Regions from separate parts of the Homo sapiens genome. Here region 2 is linked to region 1. The links are chromatin loops, found by intact Hi-C in ENCODE. Cell type or tissue: CD14-positive monocyte. All regions are shown on one strand. Links, peaks and the distances in the headings refer to the core of each region. The heading gives the core; the rest is flanking DNA.

Region 1 (2,911 bases), core at 267-2,766:
ATAGTAGTATCTATCTCATAGGATTGTATGAGGATTAAATGAGTTTGTATCTGTAAATTATATTGAATAGTGCAATAGTAGACACTCAACTAATGTTAGATTTATCTCTACATAAGGTGGCTTAAGAGGGGAGAGAATGGGTGTAAGGGAGCAGTGAGGAGACAGTTTCCTGCCACCAGTATTGATGGGAATGGCCTCGGAGATCTTCTGGACCAGAGCCTTTATATTACAGGAAAGGAAAGAGATAAAAAGATAACTCCTATGCCCAGTATCAAGAGGGACCCTTAACACCACCTCTCCAATGTCCAATACTCTTTTCACCACACTTAGATCTTTCTCTCCTCTAACTTCTGCTTAAGACTGAAACCTCGTGTTAATGTCCTCATGGGATATGACTTGAACATCTTCAAAACCACCTTGACAACCTGTATTGGCATCACAAGCTTGTATCAATGGGCTTGCAAAAAGTTGTGATTTCTGAGGATCAGAGTGGTAGCTGGTGTGAGCAAGAGGCAGTGAGTGTTGCCTCCAAAGTGTCCTTTGGGAGAAAACAAGCCCCAGTCTCTCCTCAGTGTTCAGCCTCTCTAACTTTGCAGTCAGTGTGACAGGTTCTTAATGACCTGCTCCCACCTTCCCCTGTTACCTCCTACATACGCGGGAGAAACCAATTAGAGTAGTGACTTGGGACTACGAGACCATCTGTCTCAGAGAGACCACTCTTAGGACCCCCACAAAGCACCCCAGTGTGCAGACAGCCTCACTCACTTCAGACGATGCTCTTAACTGAACAGAACCCTGCTTATCTTTGTGCAACTCCAATTATTCTTGCCTGCCAGCAGGTGTAATAATGCTAACTGCCTCTCAGCCCCCACGTGGCAGGTGCCACAGAAATAAGTGGATAAATGGACAGAAAATGAACCGAAGCTACACAGTCTGCCAAAGGCTTTCACAGCCCCTTGGAAACAGAACACCTGGCTTCACTGTCTTGTGAATCAATATGGCCTTTTCTTATAGTACCTAAAGCTGAAATTCATCTCCAATTCCTTAAACTGTCCTTCTCCAGGAGCAGAATTCATTTACCATCTGCTTTACAAGAATCTGGACACTCTATGTTTCTATCTTATTATAGATTCAGCTAATATGATTTCTCCCATCCACTATCCCTAAACAACACAACATGTGCTTTGTCTTTGACTAAGCCCCACAGCCTTCTCTCCATACAGGGTGCTTTCTGATGATTCACATCAAATTTCCTGTTTGGTTTCCTTTATGGGTGCATGGCTCCTAATGTTTTTACCCATCTTCTCATGGCGCATCCGGCCCAGGAAGCTTTACTGCGCTTGTTAGTTTAGCAGCTGTGCTTCTCCACTGAGGCTACCCCAGGTGGGAGGCAGCTGGAGAAGGACAGGATAAGAAATTGGAGATGAACTTCATTGTTGTTGTTGTTATTGTTGCTCATGCTGTTGTTTTAGAGACAAGGTCTCACTCTCTCGCCTAGGCTGGAGTGCAGTGGTGTGACCATAGCTCACTCCAGCCTCAAACTCCTGGCCTCAAGGGATCTTCCTACCTCAGTCTGCTGAGAAGCTGGGACTACAGGTGCACACCAACACACCCAGCCAATTTCGTTTTAACTTTTTGTAGAGACAGAGTCTCACTATATTGCCCATGCTGGTCTCAAACTCCTGGCTTCAAATGATCCTCCTGCCTTCCAAAGTGCTAGGATCACAGGCATGAGCCACCACACCCAGCCAACAATGTTTGGATTATTTTTTTCTTCCCTATACTTTCCCCATTTTTTTTCTCAGACTAATAATAGTGAGTTTCTATGACTTCCAGAGTCCTAGATACATCTTCTGTGATCGCATATCCAATGAGCACAAGAAAAATGAACAAGCTCCATCACCAATGCCTCCCCTGGACAATGGGATAAGGCCAAAGAAACCACAGCACAAAGGGTGGCCCCCAAGTCTTCCATTTTAAAAAAAGAAGTTAGAGGTTTTGTGTTTGCTCAAAGCAACTAGAAAGAATGATGGACCCCACACACAGAGATAGCTGTGCTATAGACAAGTGTTTTTCTTTTTTTTTTTTATTTCACTTTAAAAATTTATTTTCATACCAAAAAAATCATTCAAAGACAGTATTAAAAAGGATGTTTTTCAAACCGTGCTCCCCAGAAATGCCTTGGGAGAGAGAAAAGTAGAAAACAAGACAGAAGCAGGCTCTGGGGCTTCCTCCCATGATTCAAGCAGAGCAACCTGAGCTTAGCCGTTGTACACAAGCTTTTTTGGAAAAAGGGCTTCTGTGGCCCCAGACATACAAAACCACTAGTGTACTGTAAAGGTCGCTGTCCTGGGAGGCAGGGTCCCGGTCCCATCTTACCTCTATAGCCTTTGGCAAGACACTAAGCTTCTCAGGGTCTCCCTGCCACGTCTGAAAGGGTGAGGTGTGGACTAAGAGATGGCCAGGATTCTCCAGCTTTATGATCTTCTCTTCAACGTTATTTGTAGCCTTCAGATGACTGTGTCAGTTCCAAGTTGGAAAGACTCGGGACTGAATTCTAGTTCAGCCACTCTTCAGCTCTGTTACCTAGGGTCGGGGGAGGTCCCTGTAGTCTGAATGACCTTGTATGACAGATGCATCTGAATGTGTGCTCCCAGCTATGGAATCCAGGAGTGGCCAATCCAGAGATTTATTCCTTGTCTATGAGTAACATCTGAGCTCCCAGCCCATCCCGTGGGACACGGGCCATACAGAGGATTGAGGCCCGGAGCCTTAATGGACATTGCGAGGTGGAGGTCATTAAGGGGAGGGTGTTAGTGAAAATGCTGTATAAACTGCATGATGTTTGCAAGCAGCTTTGGTTCTCCTACCCATCCTGCTGCCACCAGACCATACAGATATCTTGTCCAGC
Region 2 (2,911 bases), core at 89-2,588, 74 kb after region 1:
GCCAGGGTGCCCATCGGCCCTCACCAGCCCTCACAGGGGACACCAATGGGGCCAGGCACAAGGTGCCCAAGTGTCTGTACTAGCCTTAAACCCAGTGGGAAGGAGGTGGGCACAACAATTAAAAAGGAAATTGCTAAATATAGGATTTCAGTCATGGCTAAGCAAGTTCTACGCATGAAACACTGATCTTATACCTGAAGAATTTACCCCTTAAAAAGTGCAATACTTTTTCACCGAGGGTTGTGTTACCAGCTGGTTTGGGGGAAGAAAGGTGTCAAAGGCAGGCTTGTTTTGTGTAAGAACAGTTCACAGAACATGCTCACAGCCACTTGTGACATCACTGAGGACCATTTCTGCAAAGTTTACCATTTTAAATTATTATGTATTTTTTAAAGTTAAATTATTTTGTGAGTGCAAGGGCAACTTACTAAACTATCTTTTTTCCCTATTGTCTTAGCCTGTTTATGCTGCTATGATGAAATACCTTAGACAGGGTAACTTACAATGAACAGAAAAGTATTTTCCCACAGTCCTGGTGGCTGGGAAGTCCAAGATCAAGGCTTCAGCAGATGCGATGTCTGAAAAGGTCTGCTCTCTGCTTCAAAGATGGCACCTCGTTGCTGTGTCCTCCAGAGAGGGCCAACACTGTGTCCTTACATGGTGGAAGAGCAGAAGAGTGCAAAAAGGGCAGAGCCCTCCCAAGTAAATCACTTCCCAAAAGTCCCCAACACTTACTACCACCACAATGAGGATTAAGTTTCAACACATGAATATTGAAGGACACTTAGACCACAGCGTCTATATTCTCCCTTTCCCTCATTTTAAGCAGGGAGCCAGGTTTTATGACTTCTTGCCCTGGGAATCAACGCTTTGCAAAAAGCAGAAGCACCCTGGTGTCCAAGATTCTGTCTTTTGTAGAGCCCACACCCATGAAAAATGTACAAGCAGATGCACGCAGCCTGTGCCAAACAGGGACAACTCTCCAAAGGAATGACTCCTGGGAGCTGGAGTGTGATTATAGCTCAGGCAGAGGCCTTCCCACTCGACCAGAGTCCCAGATCCCCGGACAGCCCAGAAGCGGCAGAGCACAGGAGAGAAAGAACCAATGGGCTGGCAGAGGCTGTAACCACTGTGGGCTGTGACTAACAGCCTTTTCTGCCTGGGACTCCTGGACTCACACATCTGGGGTTGAGGACGGGGGAAGCTCTAAGTATGACTACAGTTAGATTTCCTGCCAAGCTGGTGGGATGCAAGCTTAAGGGTAGAAATTTTAGGCTGAGCATGGTGGCTCATGCCTGTAATCCCAGCACTTTGGGATGCCAAGGCAGGTGGATCACTTGAAGTCAGGAGTTCGAGACCAGCCTAGCCATCTCTGGTGACATTACATTCTGCTGGGCTAGAGATCTTAGTCCCAGAGGGAGGAACGCTGCCAACAGGATAACAATATGACAAAAGCCAGTCTCTACTAAAAATACAAAAATTAGCCAAGCACGGTGGTGCATGCCTGTAATCCCAGCTACTCGGGTGGCTGAGGCACAAAAATCGCTTGAACCTGAGAGGCAGAGGTTGCAGTGAGCCATGATTGTGCCATTGCACTCCAACCTGGGCAACAGAGTGAGACCCTGTCAAAAAAAAGAAAGAGAGAGAGAAAGAAGGAAAAAGAAAGAAAGAAAGAAAGAAAGAAAGAAAGAAAGAAAGAGAAAGAAAGAAAGAAAGAAAGAAAGAAAGAAAGAAAGAAAGAAAGAAAGAAAGAAAGAAAGAAAGAAAGGAAGGAAGGAAGGAAAAAAGAAAGAGGAAGGAAGGAAGGAAGGAAAAGAGAGAGAGAGAAAGGCAGGCCAATAACAACAACAACAAACCAAGGGTGGAAATTTCATTTGATTAACAAAATTCCATAGGTCTTGCACATGTAAATTTGAGGATTGCAATTCATCTCCACCATGTAAATTACCTATAGTAAAGATGCCAACCACTTTACCAATAAATCATACTGTGATTCATTATGAGGTATGGCCAGCTGGGTTAGTATTAAAGGACACAAGAATTCCTCAATATGAGGAGAGGGCAGTGGTGTAGGAACAAAGACCAGTGTTCCAGTCCCACAGCTTCTGGGTGGTCATAAATATCGGTTTTCTTGTCTTTAAAATGTGGGATTGAACTTGATAATTCCAAAAGCATGAATTTTAGGGGGTACAAGGACAAAGATTTTTAAATTTTAGTAATTATGTATGTAAATGTATGGATTAGAAAATATCGCCAAGACTACCATCTGTGGACTCATGGAATGCCTTATCCACGGTCATGATATTCCACATAGCATTGCCTCTGACCAAGACACTCATTTTACAGCAAAAGAAGTGTGGCAGTGAACTCACGTTCTTGGAATTTACTGGTCTTACCATGTCCCCCATCATTCTGAAGCAGCTGGATTGACAGAACAGTGGAATGGCCTTTTGAAGTCACAATTACAATGCTAACTAGGTGACAATACTTTGCAGGGCTGGGGCAAAGTTCTCCAGAAGGCCATGTATGCTCTGAATCAGCATCCAATATATGGTACTGCTTCTCCCACAGCCAGGATTCACAGGTCCAGGAATCAAGGGGTGGAAAGTGGAAGTGGCACCACTAACCATCACCCTTAGTGACCCACTAGCAAAATTTTTGCTTCCTGTTCCCATGACATTACATTCTGAGATCTTAGTCCCAGAGGGAGGAACGCTGCCACCAGGAGACACAACACAATTCCATTAAACTGGAAGTTAAGATTGTCACTTGCACACTTTGGGCTCCTCCTACCTTTAAGTCAACAGGCTAAGAACGGAGTTACAGTGTTGCTTGGGGTGATTGACCCAGAATATCAAGATGAAGTCAGTCTACTACTACTCCACAATGGAGGTAAGGAAGAGTATGCGTG

Evidence for each region. Hi-C counts contacts between places; a loop is a spot of excess contacts. Peaks named below come from ENCODE experiments on the same cell type or tissue, not always from the same donor. Only the 100,000 strongest peaks of a DNase experiment are listed, where the experiment ranks them.
Region 2: it touches region 1 in a loop (2.8-fold over the local background); 2 of 110 quality-filtered maps call a loop at or near these places.

The regions. Positions count from the first base shown.
Region 1 is chr6:111,991,447-111,994,357 of GRCh38, reverse strand. No RefSeq gene overlaps it. Among named protein-coding and RNA genes, the nearest start is that of CCN6, 61 kb to the left of the region's middle. RefSeq lists an enhancer at 1,221-1,370. In CD14-positive monocyte, for the core only: no CTCF peak of the experiment used is centred there; a DNase peak (open chromatin) is centred at 1,237; H3K27ac peaks cover 1,483 bases.
Region 2 is chr6:111,917,188-111,920,098 of GRCh38, reverse strand. No RefSeq gene overlaps it. Among named protein-coding and RNA genes, the nearest start is that of LINC02527, 9.2 kb to the right of the region's middle. In CD14-positive monocyte, for the core only: no CTCF peak of the experiment used is centred there; a DNase peak (open chromatin) is centred at 1,168; H3K4me3 peaks cover 542 bases; H3K27ac peaks cover 816 bases.